Linked DNA regions of Mus musculus: region 1 is linked to region 2. A link is a loop called in an ENCODE intact Hi-C map of the cell type or tissue named here. Cell type or tissue: heart. All regions are shown on one strand. Region 1 overlaps St6galnac5 (ST6 (alpha-N-acetyl-neuraminyl-2,3-beta-galactosyl-1,3)-N-acetylgalactosaminide alpha-2,6-sialyltransferase 5). Region 2 overlaps St6galnac3 (ST6 (alpha-N-acetyl-neuraminyl-2,3-beta-galactosyl-1,3)-N-acetylgalactosaminide alpha-2,6-sialyltransferase 3).

Region 1 (8,000 bases), 690 kb before region 2:
ACACGCGCTAATTCATTCCGGGGGAACTGCCCATGAAGCAGCCAGCGGCATTTACTACCAAATTGCACATTAAATCCCCTCTCCTTTCTTTGCAAAACTGCACAGATTGAGGTTAAAAAAAAATAACGAGAGTGATTTGATTGTGCGTGCATGCCCACCATGTTTACTTTATGTTGCTTCCTTTGCTGCCTAAAGAGCTCTCTCCTGCATTTATTCTGTATGAGTTGCAAGTGGCGTTCCTTCTTAAGAAGCACAGGCAGCGTGTGTTCCTCAGACATGGCTTCTGTGCTCTGCCTCATGCTTGCAGGCTTCACAGAGGAATCACATCAATTCGGGTGGAATATTTCCTAGTCATTTTAGTGCAGGAAGGTGGACTGGCCATCATGTCCTCTCTGCAGTCATGAGGACTTGAGTTCAGTCCTCATATCTGATGGACAAGCCTTGGGCTCAGTGGTGCATGCTGGGATTGCCAGTGCTGAAGAGGCTTGGTAGCCAGACAACAGCCTCACCAAGCCGGACAGCTTCACCAAGCCAGACAGCTTCACCAAGCCAGACAGCCTCACCAAGCCAGACAGCCTCACCAAGCCAGACAGCCTCACCGATTCCATGAGCTGCAGGCCAATGGGAGCTCATGTCTCAAAGGGGACACAGGCTGGAGAGATAAGTCAGGGTTACCCCTGACTTGCTCCTTTTCCAGAGGACTGGGTTTGGGTCCTGGTGCCCACATCAGGTAGCTCTTGACTATCTAACTCCAGCTCAGGAGATCTGATGATGCACATCTCCATGCATACCTGCTCTGACTTGTACATACCCAGACCTATACATAAAAAGCAATACAGAATAATCTTAAAGATAACTGGGTGGATATCACCTGAGGAATAACACTCAAGGTTGGCCTCTGGCCTCCACACACACACACTCACATATATGCGCAAAATACAGTCACACATATGCACATTCACACACGCACCCACACAGACATGTATACTCCCATTGTCTGTCTGTCTGTCTATCATCCCATAATCATCAGAAGTGTGAGGAACACTTTTATTCTGTTCCTATTCACCAATGCATACAAAGATGAGCCTCCCATACCAGATTTATCCTCACTGAGTACAAGAAATAGTGAATAAATTTACTCTCTGAGTAAACAGACCATTTCTGTGACTAAGGTGGGAAACAGTCCCAAATATGGCTCTTTCTACAGCACATCTACCTGAAGGTGTTGCTCCTAACAGCAAACGCTATCTTTGAAGAACCACACCAAACACCAAAGCGGCCCTGAGCCACGCAGCAGCGCCGCGTGGAGACAAGAGTCTGTTTTTGTCCGTAGTAACACTCTCATGGCAGCTGTTGTTTGTGAAACTGTCAGACATCTGGTTGTGAAATCAAGGATCCTGGGGACGTGATCTCAGAGAGAGGTGAGGAATTTTACAACATTTGTACTCCTTACTCAACAGTGTACAAACCTTTCTTAGTCTGTGTAAATAAACAAGACACTGTCAGTGAGAAAGCATCTTCATAAGAACTTTGGAAAATTTCAGCTTGTTGTTCTGTCCCATTGCTGGGGATAACCAGAGTGCAGGCGAGCCTCAAGCACACACGGATTTCTGACCCCGGGTGGGGCTGCTGATGGGATAAGTATTTTTCTCTGTCACCCCATTTCTATCTACTGACCCACCTACTTCTCTCTGTGTTATATCTGTAAGTTACTTCAGATGAGAGTGCCAAAACGATGAAATAAGGAGGGGTCAGCCTTTCACAAACAATGCTGGAAAACTGGGGAGTTGCACAAAGGAAACTCCATGCACATCATAAATGCAGCTAACTTAAAATGGATCCTGGGCCTTACTCTAAGAAGCTAAGACTGTAAAACTCCCAGTCATTTGGCACAACACTGGATTAGGTGATAGTTATTAAATCTAACACTAAAATTATCAGTGAGAAATGAAAAAATAGATCAATTATTATTAAACCTAAAAACTTTGTGATCGAAAAGATACCAAGAAATAAAAGTACAGTCTACATACAAGAGAGAATAATTAGCAAATCATATAACCTTATATGTAACTTGTATCCACAATATGTAAAGATTTTTAACTCATCAATAAATAAATAATCCTGGGGCCAGAGAGATGGCTCAGCAGTCAAGTGTGCTTGCAGTGTAGCCATGAGGCCTGAGTGTGGATCCCGGCATGCACAGGACTGTGATGTCTGCAGTGTGGATCCCAGCTCGCACACAGCTGTGATGTCTGACAGGTGCCTGTAATCCTGGCTGCAGGGGGATACTGGGAACTTGCTGGCTTTCAGCTGAGATGAGAAAACAAGAGTCCCAGGTTCAGGGAAGGGACCCTGCTTCAGAGGATCTCAACAATAAATATTCAAGGAATGCAGAGATGGCTCAGCGGTTATTGCACTAAATTCCTGCCAGACTGATATTCAAATTGACCAGAGTTAAACTTCTAAGGTCTGAATTACCCGGAAGGAGGACAGGCATTTATTAATTGATATGTGTGTCATGGTTTGGATCTAAAATGTCCTCTCAAAACTCGTGTTGTGAAAGGTCCTGCTGATGCGGAACAGCAGGCTCTCAATGGCATAGGTCGACAACAGGATAACTGGAAGAGTACAGGTGAGAGGCCAATACTGGTGGTGTCACAGAAGCTAGAGAGCTCTCATCAGGCCAACGGCTCATGGGGGTGAAGATGTGTGGACAGGGGCATACTGTGGTACACACCGTGACACACTACAGCTTCCAGGACGAGATGTTTTCTATCCTCTGTTTTGTTTTGTACATGTGTTCTTTAGTTTGGAGGATTTGCAAGGGCAGAGAGCAGATACGAGGGGAGATAAGGGGGGCTGGGGTGCATGATGGGAAACTCACAAAGAATCAATGAAAAGATTTTTGTTTTTGTTTTTAAAGAAAGAAACAAAACAAGCAAGCAAACAACAGAAGTCTGGCCCTGAGTACAGCTATGTTCAGGGGACTTTCAGGACAGCAGTCGGATAATGTTGGCTCTGATCTCACTCATGGATTGTCCCATTGGTGCGTTCATAACTGGAGCGTAATGAAATGGTGGGAAAGTGGGGCAGAGCCTGGTTGGAGGAAGCACAACATTGTAGCTATGCCTTGAAGGGCTGTGTCTTTTTCCCCTAGTTCCTCCTCTCCCCTCCACAGCTTAGCTCCTGAGTTACCACACGATGTGAGGCTCACAATCTGGAATCTGAAGAGGTTGAACTGTGTGTGTGTGTCTGTGTGTGTGTGTGTCTGTGTCTGTGTGTGTGTGGGTGGGGGGGGCGGTCTAGGGGTGGCATTCACCGAAGACTGAGGTAATTAAGGGGAAGGGCAGAGGGAGACCTGTTGTTAAAAGTTGTACAATTTCTGCAGGCATAGTGGACATACACCCATAACTCAGCACTGGGGAGAGAGCGAGCAGAGGACCATGAGTTGGAGGCCACCCTTAGCTACATAGTGAGTTCTAGGACAGCTTGGGCTACATAAGACCTTGTCTCAAAACAAGCACACAAGTACCTACCACACAACTATGTCTTCAGCCCTTAGCTGCTGGGCTTTTGCTATGCTGCAGTCTTTAATCTATCTTTTTCTTCCCACGTGTGTCCAGGCCTGCCCCTATTACTTGAAAAGCCCACACAAAAGTATACATGGAAGTCCATGAACTTTCTAATTGCTTTTATTCCCTAGGAGTTGTATCTTTGTTTAGGACAGATTTTCAATTTTTAAAGTTTTCATCTGACCTATCCACTTCTGGCTTTGATCAGAATAACTCTCCTGCTCTTAGAATTTTGATTAGTGATTAAAGCTTCATTAAGATAAGATGTATAATATGATGCTTGTGAGTTTGGGGGTAGATACTTGCTCAACATCCATGGGCCTTGGGTTGGGGCACTAGTACTTGTTTCCTAAGGAGGAAAACACCAACCACTAACTAAAGGAAACCCCAATGGCTAATTTTATACCTGCAAAACAGGACACAGGATCATCACATCCCCCTTAGGAACTCATATGTAGCATGTTATCACTGTGATCTCAGCACTGCCTCGTTATCACTGCGATCCCAGCACTACCTTGTTATCACTGCGATCCCAGCACTGCCTTGTTATCACTGTGATCTCAGCACTGCCTCGTTATCACTGCGATCCCAGCACTGCCTTGTTATCACTGCGATCCCAGCACTGCCTTGTTATCACTGTGATCCCAGCACTACCTTGTTATCACTGCGATCCCAGCACTGCCTCGTTATCACTGCGGTCCCAGCACTGCCTTGTTATCACTGTGATCTCAGCACTGCCTCGTTATCACTGCGATCCCAGCACTGCCTTGTTATCACTGCGATCCCAGCACTGCCTTGTTATCACTGCGATCCCAGCACTACCTTGTTATCACTGCGATCCCAGCACTGCCTCGCCATGGGAGGGCTGTTTTGAGGCTCCTCCCCACTCCAGTGCCAAACTTCGTGAGTACTCTGAGTCCGAGGCCAGTATGGGATACACAGGAAAGCCTATCTCAAAACCAGATAAGAAGAGAAAAATCGCATCTGCTTATATCGGTTCTTAGACATGAACCCAATGCAAAAATAGATCAAGATGACGGCATTATTTATCTCCAAGTGGTGAGATTTGGGGACATTTTCTTTCTTTTTTTTTTCTTTTTTACACTTTCAAAATGTTAATATGATCTTTAGACAAAGAAAATAGAACAATAATTAGCTTCTCTTGGAGTTTTAGATTTCTCTTCTGATGGTACATGTCAGTTATGAGGAGCAGAGAATGAGGTGCTTCTGCGGCAGTTAGAGAGAGGGAAGAAAAAGGAGAGGGAAAATGTAGGGTGGGAACACTGGTTTCCAAGGCAACATCATTGTCAAACCATGTCCATCAAAAGAGGGCTGGAAAAACGTCGAGTGGCCCAGCCATACAGTAGGTGATTGGTCTTAAGACAGCACAAAGGTAGGATACAGGCTACTGCGTGAAGGAACCGTGAAAGCACCTTCCTGACTTTACCCTGTGGGGGCGAGGTGTCTCTCAAAGGCTTCATGAAGGAGTCCTGCTCTCTTTTGCTCTTCTGCCTCTGGCCATGGGAAGGCAGAACCTCCTTGGGACCTGGAGACTAGGCCTATCCATGGAGACAGAAGTAGAACTGAGTGTCCAGGGACTAAGGGAGGGAGGGACAAAGTCCTTGGAAATAAGTAGCTGCACTCACTGCTCGACACGGTAAAAAATGGTGAGAATTCCTTAACTCTTTAATCTAGTGGACAAAAAGGGCCTGGAAAACAAAAGCCTGGCTGCAATGAAGAGGCAGCACCCACCGGCAAGTGCAAGTGCGGTTCCCGAGGCTGTGCTAGCTGGTCCTCTGCCATTCATCCTGTGTGGGAGCGGGGTGCCAGAGCTCTAAGGGCAGACCTATTCTGCCCATGGACGGGAAGAACAATGCATTTTGAGACTGTCCCATAAAGATATAATTACACAGACTATAAGCAACCCAGAAAAGTCACTAATTAAGAGTCACTAATTAAGAGAGTTACAAATTGTTGAGCTGTGAAATTTCTTTCTAGGAAACAAAATAATATCCAGTAAGCAGGTCTGCCCTTCCTGTGGATGGCTGTTTTGAGCTACAGTCTTTACGGAATGGGTAAGGCTGAAGCCTGGCCCACAGAGGCAAATAGGAGGCTGTGCATGTCAAGAGCCCCTCACCCATCCAATCCCACCCCCACTGGGCCCCTCCTCTCCATCAGTGTTCTGGAAGTGCCACACGAGGGGCTACTTCTGGCTGTTCCCCAAATACCCATCACTTAGTGAGATTTAAAGAAAAATGTCAAGAGGGATGAAAGGATTACTGAGGATGATTTATGAAATTTAAATATTTCTTCAGTTGGCAAAATGGGTGGGTGAGAGGGAGGCAGGGAGGAACCGGCCTCATCTGAAAAGTGCCTGAGGGCAGTCAGCCACTGGGAGAGAGGCATGGTCAAGGGCAGCCACTGGGAGAGAGGCGTGGTCAAGGGCAGCCAATGGGAGAGAGGAGTGGACAAGGGCAGCCAATGGGAGAGAGGCGTGGTCAAGGGCAGCCAATGGGAGAGAGGTGTAGTCAAGGGCAGCCAATGAGAGAGAGGCGTGGTCAAGGGCAGCCAATGAGAGAGAGGCGTGGTCAAGGACACACATTCCTTCCAGGGCAGCCAAGGGGACTTCAACAGAAATGTCAATGCTCGGTTTCATAGCAGCCCAGACTACCTGGACTGTATTTTAGTTTTACGCTGTTGAATGAATTAAGTCATCCCATCCGTCGAAGAATCAGTGAGCACCATCTACGCACATTGTGATAGGTATGAAGACTTCCATAAGGAAGCGTACTAAAATACCAAGGGTAATTATGTTTTAGTGAGAAATTCATGAGTAAGGCTTAGTTTTTCTTTACCTCTGTCACGTTGCCACGCACACCCACATATACTATAGGGAAAAGACTGATGTTCATTTTTTTTTTCAAAGTAAGCAACCTGGTTCTTTTTCCTGGTGTATGGCTTCCAACAGAAGGGACTCTGTGTGCTGTACTGTGGTCTACAAGAAAGGTCTGGGTGAACTGCTGTTGAGCTTGTGTGTCCATAGGTTGGCATAGAAACCTAGGAAATGCATAGAGGAACGCCTGGCTGCTCTCCACCCTTGAGACCTTCCAGAGGTCTCACTGTTTTGTGGATTCACTAAGAAAAGCCCTTTAGGGCCCATAGAGATGACTTAGCTGTTAATAGCACTGGCTTCTCTTCCAAAGGACCCACCCAGGTTTGGTTTCTAGCACCCACATGGCAGTTCCCAACTGTCTGTTAACTCCAGTCCTAACTCCAGCCCAACACCCTCTTCTCCCTTCCATAGGACCAGGCATACATATGGTGCACAGACATATACGCAGGCAAAACATCCATACCAAGGAAGGAAGTAAATAACTAAAACGTCCTTTACACTGGACAAAGTGACGCACATTTCCCATCTCTGCACTCTAAGAGTAGATACAGGGGTTGCAAGTTCAGGGCTAGCCTAGGCTAACTAATGAGACTTTGTCTCTAAAAGCAAAAGGAAAGAAGAGGAAAGTAGGTCATGTACAAGAGCGCAGGTAAGTGTCTGGGTAGCACACAGAGCCCGTCTCCATAGTTACAAATGGCCTTTGACTAGCAGATCAGTCAATGCTGAGGTTGTCATCCCCCAGGGGTTTGGGGCTCACTGTAGACCACAGTCACTCTGGGGCCTGGTCACTCTCGGATCCTTTAGCTTATTGATATTCTATTCGCAAACAGGCTATTGGTTCATATGCAATGATGTAATGATGTAATATGTAATAACAGAAAGCTCCTGATCCCTCACAGATCATTCAGTGTCTACCCAAGACAGCCTGACTGAGCTTTCTAGAGCCCGATGAAGAGTTCCGAAGGACTGCAGAGCCTCTGCTCACAGGGAAGGAGCTGGCACTCTTCTTCCCTCTGGTCTTTATTTTGGGTCCCTGTACCTAATTATAGTAACCTTGCCAGTGCCATCGGTTAAGAGTTAGGGACTTTCAGAGGGGATAGGCCATATGAACTCCGCCTGCTATGGTTTGAATATCAAACGTTCCCCGCAGGCTTGCTCTACCTTTGGATGTTGGTCACCGGGCTTGAGATCTACATCCCTGCCCCATTTTCTGTCAGCTTTCTGCTTCCCAATTCCGCTGAGGTGTGGGGGAGGCCAGGAATAGCAGACCAGGCTCCTTCCCTCTCCAGCGGAGCTTCCTGCTGCCATCTTCCCTGCCACGATGATCCATGTCCCCTCTTCCTCTTCAAAGTGTTATGTCAGATTATTTGATCACCGTGATGACAAAAGCGACCACTGTGCCCCTTAAGGTACTGGATGCTGATAGCAGAGCCAGAAGTGCCCCACAGGTCTATACAGTAGAGTTGTATCTGCCCTTCTAGCAGAGCCATAAATGCTTCATACCCAACAGGTCTATACAGTAGAGTTGTACCACA
Region 2 (8,000 bases):
GTGACAAGGGTGATCCCAGAAATGAAAAATCACACCGATAGCGGAGACCCTGATAGGATGCGATCAGAGGTCGATCCTGCTCTACCTACAGTCTTCCTCTCGAACATCCATTTCCCCATCTACTCACGAGAAAGGTCTCAGACAAACTCCAACGGAGAAACGGTCTCCCAAATGCCTGACCAGCCCTCCACACAACAGCAGCAGGTGATCCAAAAGCCCTGAAGGCAAATAGGTGCTGTCTTAGTTAGGGTTTTACTGCTGTGAACAGGCACCATGACCAAGGCAATTCTTCTAACACCAACATTTAATTGGGGCTGGCTTATAGGTTCAGAGGTTCAGTCCATTATCCGCAAAGCAAGAGCATGGCAGCATCCAGGCAGTCATGGTGCAGGAGGAGCTGAGAGTTCTACGTCTTCACCTGAAGACTGCTAGTGGAAGAATGACTGCCAGGTAGGTCTTAAGCCCACACCCACAGTGACACACCTACTCCAACAAGACCACACCTAATAGTGCCACTCCCTGGGCCAAGCATATACAAACCATCACAGGTGTTTTTACTAAACTGTCGCTCTTCAGTCAGGTAAACTTAAACTCTCACTACATGGAAACTCCTGTCAGGTGACTCACACCAACCCCTTCCCTCAATCTCCCCGCCAGAGAACAAAGAAAGTACTGCTCCCCTTCCGGTCACCTCTTGTCATACCTCAGGGGAGCATTCTCCATGGATTCTAAGCCAGGAGTGTGTGCAGTGGAAGGAGCGGGCTGGATGGACAGCTTGCCCAAGGAGAGCTCCAGGAGTAGGCTCTTCTCTCATTGGGGATGCTTAAACAAAAACGTGCATAACTTACAACACTTTTAGGCGTCGCTATGCTCAGCCCGAGTGTGCTGGAGAGTGTCCTTATGTTACTGGAATTCCTTCACGGCAGGAGCTGGGGTGCAGAGATGGTTCTTAAAATGCATCCCACTTTGGGGACTTGTGCTAAAACAAAATCCCAGTTTGTACCAAAAGTATGACTTTAAGAGTGACGAGAGTGCCCTCTTGTGGTAAGGACTGAGAACTGCAAGCAACCCTGTGACTATTAAGGATATTAAGTTGGGAGTTTTCTCCTCTTCACATTCTTGGTGGCCCGACAGAGGAAACCATCCTTGTAAGTACAGAAAATTCCAGCGGGAAATGGACAAATCTATCCTCGGCCAGACAGGTCCAGGTTCTGTTTCCCTTCTTATGAGCAGTCACCTTTGACAGAAGACCACAAGCTGCTGCCCCAGTGACATTGATCGGGACCTCAACGACTCTTGACACCAGGTCGAAAGTCTTTACGGAACACACCAAAATGGCAAAGAGTTGCTCATTTCTGAGGGCCACCCCGTCTTTGGAGGACAAAGAGATTAGATAGATAGATAGATAGATAGATAGATAGATAGATAGACAGACAGACAGACAGATAGGTGGTGGGTGGATGCATGCATACATATATTTCCTGAAAGTCAGCCTCCCACACAACAGAACAGGACAACAGAACAAAGAGGACATGGAACACGACTCACCATGCCCTGTCTAGGTCACTACAAGACAAATTTTTTTTTTTAAATCCAAATTTTTTTTTAATCCAAACAAAGCCACCAGTTTTCACATGTAAATTATTTATTCGGGTAAGTGATGAGACAGAAGCCGCATCAACAGTAAAACCAGGGTGCTCTGTGACGACAGGGTAAGACAAGAGGAGCCCCACCCCAAGTTTTATTAAAATGAATGTGGAGTACACCTGGCTGGATCCCTTCCCCGTGCAGGCTCTTGGGATGCTGTGATTCTAATTCACAGACGCTCTCTGGCAAGCCCATGTGTTTTCAAGCCCTAGAGAGGTAGAAATGTGGAAGATGCAACTTAGTTTCAGCTATTCCTGTGACAGCCAAAGGGCCAGCAGAGAAGACAACCCCAAAGACAGTCGAAGAAATGCAAATTAAAGGAAGGCGGTTGGCTGCGTTATGTGCCAGTGAGTTGACTTGATAACCTGAGATCCACACCTGGAACCCATGCGACAGAAGGAAAAAAACAATTCCCAAGAGCTGCCCTCTGACCTTCACACGCACACCTAGAAGAAGCATGCCTGCATATCCTGTACACACGATTTTTTAAAAGGATCATTTCTCTTTTTCACAAAAGAAATGATGCACTATCGCTCTGCACTAACCAGAGAGGTAAATGAAAAAGCTTGATGTCCTGGCATATCAATTACAGAAGACCCAAGGAAAGAGACACTAGAAACCACCTCTAAGAAAAGGCTGAAATATTCTTTCCATTCCAGGGCAGAAGTAGCATCCAGTGTCTGCAGAATGTACGTTATCTTAAGACCCAGGCCCTCCCTTCTGAGAATTCCAAAGCACCGTTTAGACAACTTTTCTGAGACCAACGTCCCTTTCCCAAAGGGTCATGATGGCTCACAGACTTTCCCCTTTGGGCTCCAGGTGCATCAGAGAAAGAAGACAGAACTGAAAATCCAGAAACCATTTAAGAATCAGACCAGGATCGGGTAGACCCTCCAGAGCTTCCAGCAGACATGGCAAACCAGCAAATGCCATGACTAGACACAAGATGGCTGACCAGGCTTCCAGTCTCACAGGTTAAGAACTGTTCCCAATCACAGGGCTCGTCTGTTTGACCCATGAGCAACACCATCCTGTGTGCCTTCCTAGTGTAGACTCCACAGAAGCCTCACTGTCTACCCTGCGGGCTACACAGAGGCTCCACACTGAGAACCGCAAAGGACTGTGAGCCTCTCTGAATCTACAAAGGAGCTCACCTGCTCTACAAACAACCTTGGCTTGCATCTAAATGAAGTGTCTAGAGGCTGTGCTCTCCCAACTTAGCCCCGGACCACAGCATCCTGAATAGCATTGCCCTTAATGAGCCACGGATGAGACAATGGCTCTCAGGCTGCTCTGGCATGGACTCCAAGCTTCCTTGGAAAATCAAAATGCCAGAAGCCCAAGTAAACACTTAAGACACAACAATGCCAAATAGACATGAATAGCAAATACCTCCAAAAATATGAGCTTCTCAAGAGACATTATTTACGCACTCTGCCATTTTTTTTCTCTTTCTGTGGCTCTCAAAGAGGATTTAATCCTCTGACAATTTTTCACTCAGAGAAAGACAAAGGAGCCCACGGTGGAAGGGAAAGCATTGCTCCATGAATCAAATCCAGTCTGCCTCATAAGTCACAGTGGATCTACATTTCTGTTCTGAGTAACGATTGGAAAGAGGGCTACAACCGTAGTCAGGAGGTCTGACTTGTCACCTCAGCTCAGCAACTGACCAGTGGTGAGGCACCAGCTTCCCTTCTGAGGTCTGGTCTCACTGGCCTCACGGATCACCTGTCTAGGGCCCTCATAGCTCATGGCCTCAGGAATGTGGCAGAGGGCTGAGTGTTCCACTCTAATGTCCTCAGTTTCTGTTATGTGGGTGCCTCTGCCCATCTCAGAGGCTCTAGGCTGGTGAAGCCTGCACCCACAAGGCAGGATAACCCAGAGGCTTCCACCTGCCTGGACAGAGTGGAGTTCCAATCCTCAGCAGGGTCTGCTGCTGCAAGGATTGCTGGTCCGGAACACACCCTCTCTGGTCTTCTGTCCCACTCCTCTCTATACAGTTTTCTGGTACTATCGCCCACAGCAGGCTCTTGAACTAGAATCCTTTGGAAGAAATCCAGATTGAAATAGAGACAGCATGGCTTTCTAGCAATCCACTCTGTAACACAAGAACTAGTTCATTTCTGTCCAGAGCTGACCCCAAAGCAACCTTAGGGGGAAAGCCTCATTTTAATACGGCTCTGAAGCTCTGGCTGATTCCTGGTGGCTCTCAGCGATGAAAAGTGACACTACTCTGTCACCTGCTCTGTGTGCTAGGGACCACTAGTGCCACTTCTCTCTTAGAAAGGGCCAAAGGCTAATGTCATGAGAAAGCAGGCCAAGTCCAAGGTGGCTGACGCAGGCCTTTGAACCTGCGCTTTCACAGTCCACGGACCTGAAATGTCAGTGCTCCCTGACAGTGGTGCTAAGGGAACAACTGCTCGACCAACTTCGATTATCTCTGGTAAAAAGAAGCCAAATTCACAGGAACACGGAGCCTGGCATCCTCTGTCCGGTGTAAGCGGAGAGCTGGGGCGTCTCTGAAGCCGCCTAGGAAACACACTTCTGGGCGTGCCTGTGAGCATCGGCTGAGGTGGAAAGACTCGCTCTATATGTGTCACGGGCTGTCTCAAACAACCACACAGCTACTGGCCCCCAACCTGCTGCACCGAGCAGCCACCACTAGAGGCCACCACACGTACCTCTGCACCTGAAACCCTTCATTAACATCCTCCAGATAACTCAGAAGTGAGACTCACGTTGCGAGTGAATGCAGTCTACAGATACGCAAATTCACACCTAAGGGAAGGTCTCAGTGCCCTGCCAACGCATACACTGAACAGAGGGCAAGGCCACTGTGGCTGTACAATGGAAGCTGACAGCAGTCCCCACTACATCCACCACGCCATGGATGTGGAAGAGAGTAAACAGGCTAACACCTTAGGGATACACTAAGGCAGGTGTGCCTGGGAAGACGGCAGAAAGCAATTAGGGAAGAAGACCCAACCCAGGCTGAGGATGAAGAAACCTCATGGCCAGCCCTGCTCACAGGTAAGAGTGGGGAGCCTGATGTCTGCCGTCGGCCTTGCCTAACACCATTAAGGGGGGAATGTAAGCTGGAACAGAGTGGGAAAGGTTAAAGAGGAACGTTGAGGCTAACTTGAAAGAATCATGGCTTTCACACCAGAAACTGGGCATAAAAGCAGCTCACCAGGCTGGTGACTGATGGAGCCATCCTGACAGGAACCACAAAGAGGCTCTTAAAGGGAGTCTGTAAGAAAGCGTTGGATCAGTGGAGCTGTCAGACCTGAGACAACCCAGCCCAAATGCAGTGTGCCACACTGTCCTGCCACTGTAGCTGCACGGGTAGGTCACCCTTTCACCATGCAGCACCTCACTCGTGAGAGCAAGCATCTCAGGCTAGCTCCAGCCCGCAGACAGACCCTTGTTCTTTAGCCTCTTGCTGTGTCCCTCAGCAAATGTCACTCAGCACACCAGACAAGTCCTGGAGCTCCCTATGACCGGGTCAGTTATAATATGTGGACGACACTTGCACAAGCCTGCCTGCTACAGCCTAGGTAGCCACAGGTGACAAGTGGAGAACAGAGAGGATGCAGATCAGGCAGGGCAAGAAGGGCTAGCCCAGTCAGGACGATGCTTACCTTGCGAACATACGGGGCGGAATTCATCCCCAGAGCATATTACTAATGTGATGGACCTTTGTTACCAAAGAACTGTACTTAGAAAAGGAAACAAACTTCAGAGAAATAAAAATCCCAGCAACAGCCCCTGGAGTATAGGAGGCCCCGCCACAAGGCTCGTGAAGAAGTGGAACAGAGGCCTCAGCACAGTCCACTCAGTCCACTGTCAGCCTGAGACGCCCGCCAAGCTGGCTGGCTGAAAGAACATGCTGGGTCTGTTCTGTTTGCTGTAGTTTTCTGAGCAGGCTCCATGGTGAGCGAAGAGGCGAACAGGAATCTTCCATTATCCCTTTCAGCTGAAAAGAAACCTCACCACAGAATGCACTTACTGTGAAAGTTGGTACAAACAGCAGCCACGGGGAGGTCGCGATTAGAGGAGGCTTCCAGGGAGAACGGCTTCTTAGAGAGTTGGACTCTGATGGGCAGAGGGAGATGGTGACGGGTGAGGGGTGAACGAAAGAGGGGGCAGGAGCAGAGCAAGGCCTGAGCCTGAGCAGAGGCAGCGGGTGAGCTCACTCACTCAGCCTACATCTGAAGCATCGGTCATCCTAGGTGCCCCACAGCAGGACCAGATCAGTGGGCAAGACAGCAGGCTGGGCCAGTGGAGCATGGTGGTAGGAGCGGCTACAGTTTAACACTGAGAGTTGGGACCTAGGAAACACCGTAGCAAGTTGTTCTAAGAACAGGGTCTTGAGTATGAGCTCAAGGATGCCAGACTTGATTCACAGACATCACTGAGCCAAGGGAGCTTCTCTGAGAAATGTCTGTGAGAGGCAGGGCAGAAAAAGGGAGCCATCAGGTTAGCTCCAGCTGGGGTGATTCATCTTCGGATGCATAAGACCCCGTATGGGACAGAAAGGGGATCAGAGGCTGGAGGAGGAGGAGGAGGAGGGAGAGGAGGGGGAAGGGGAAGAGGGGAAGAGGAAGAGGAAGAGGAAGGGAAGGAGGGGGAGGAGGAAGAACAGAAAAAAGGAGGAGGAGGGGAGGAGGAAGAGGAAGAACAGGAGGAAGAGGGGAGGAGGAGGAAGAGGAAGAAGAGGAGGAAATGAGGAGGGGGAGGAAAAGAAGGAAGAAGAGGAAGAAGAGGAGGAGGAGGAAGAAGAGGAGGAGGAAAAGGAGGAGGAGGAGGAAAAGGAGGAAGAGGAGGAAAAGGAGGAAGAGGAGGAGGAGGGATGCATGTCTTGCGGAACCCTGCTCTGTGTGGTTATATCCTGAGGAGTTCTACTGGGAATAAGTTTAGGAATGAGACAACCCCTCTTTGGAAACATTTAAAAGTTTCTCAATCGTCCTGCAGATAAACAAACAAAACCACATTTGATTCTTCCCGACCCTGCATATTCCACTCTTTTATGACCAATTTGTTTGGGGTGAACATCACAGGACATGAGGAGGGAGGCGGGAGGGGAGGAGCCATTGAAGTCAAAGAGGACAGGATGCCAGGAATCCTCTAAGACTCAGGAACGTCTCACTGAAAAGTTGGGCCACCTTCAGGGAACTCACAACGAATACCCTGTGCCCATGCACACAGACACACAACAGCACCCTGTGCCTCAACACTCAGGCTTCTATTTGCCTGGCTGCTTAGCAGTCTGCATCTATTAGATCACCGTGACAGCTTTTGGATGTCCATCCCTTTAAAACAAACAAACAAACAAACAAACAAAAAGGTAAGATCTAGAAACCCGCATCTCACTGATTTACCAACTTATCTTACACAGGGTTTCCAATGCCACTCCCTAACCAGGCAGCAGGCTCACAAGTCAATCATTTTTCAAGCAGACAGTCTAAAAGCAAAAACCTCAAATCCAAGTGTGGATGTACATGATAGAAATCCCAGCACACAGTGGATGAGGCAGGAGGATTAGAAGTTCAAGGACATCCTTGGCTACAGAGTCAATTCAAGGCCAGCCTTGGCTACATGAGACAGCCTCTACTAAGTTAATAGAAATGCCAAAAGGAAAGCCTTTTCTGATCCACCCTGGGAGAGGTTGATGGCTTACGAGGGTCCAAACTCTCGTGTCTCTTGGAATCTGTGCAACTCTGCATTGGGCCGGTTTTCACAATGCCCACAGAACTTGTTCTCTAGCTCACAGACTCGGCCGTTTCTCTCAGGGCATTGTCACAGTGTGCCGGGGTCCCATGTTTGTACCCAGGTACCTGGAGGTGCCATGCTACTGGCTCGAGCCCCACATTTGGGGGAGCAAGATAAGGAGCCACTTTCCAAAGCCTAACATGGGGTCCCATGGTTGGTAGATGAAGACTGGTCCCATCAGCTCAATAAGTAGTTTTGGTTTGACCTCTGGCTTCCCTGGAGATGCACCACCCCCAACTCCACCTGCTGCCACCTGTGTCCCCTCTGCAGCCCAGGTGGACTCAGAGGTGGTTTGTGTGGAGGAAAAAGCACAAAGAAAATGCAGGAAAGCTTTCAGCAGCGTGAAGCCCGAGAGGCTCAGCTCTGCACTGGTGGGAGCTGGAAATCCAACAATGCCATGCCCATCCACCTTGGCAGGGAGCCTCGGTGCCTCCGGATGCCAGGAAAGGAGCCAGCTGCCTCCTGCAAACATCACAACCTGTCAGCATGAGTCACAAGTCAGTGCCATTCGTTACCTAGCGTCTGAGATTCACAGAAACTGCAGGGTTCTGGGACATAATTCCCACCAAGGTTAAATTCTC

Evidence for each region. Hi-C counts contacts between places; a loop is a spot of excess contacts. Peaks named below come from ENCODE experiments on the same cell type or tissue, not always from the same donor. Only the 100,000 strongest peaks of a DNase experiment are listed, where the experiment ranks them.
Region 1: a loop joins it to region 2, with 3 times the contacts of the local background. A loop is called at or near these places in 4 of 42 quality-filtered maps.

Annotation. Positions count from the first base shown.
Region 1 is chr3:152,960,760-152,968,759 of GRCm38, forward strand. The region is part of intron 2 of St6galnac5 (ST6 (alpha-N-acetyl-neuraminyl-2,3-beta-galactosyl-1,3)-N-acetylgalactosaminide alpha-2,6-sialyltransferase 5); the gene reads right to left. The region is part of intron 2 of Gm46830 (a long non-coding RNA gene); the gene reads left to right. Among named protein-coding and RNA genes, the nearest start is that of St6galnac5, 17 kb to the right of the region's middle. In heart, no CTCF peak of the experiment used is centred here; no DNase peak of the experiment used is centred here.
Region 2 is chr3:153,654,271-153,662,270 of GRCm38, forward strand. All of the region lies in intron 1 of St6galnac3 (ST6 (alpha-N-acetyl-neuraminyl-2,3-beta-galactosyl-1,3)-N-acetylgalactosaminide alpha-2,6-sialyltransferase 3), which reads right to left. Among named protein-coding and RNA genes, the nearest start is that of Gm52633, 63 kb to the left of the region's middle. In heart, a CTCF peak has its summit at 4,314 (motif pointing right); no DNase peak of the experiment used is centred here; H3K27ac peaks cover 1,891 bases; H3K27me3 peaks cover 295 bases.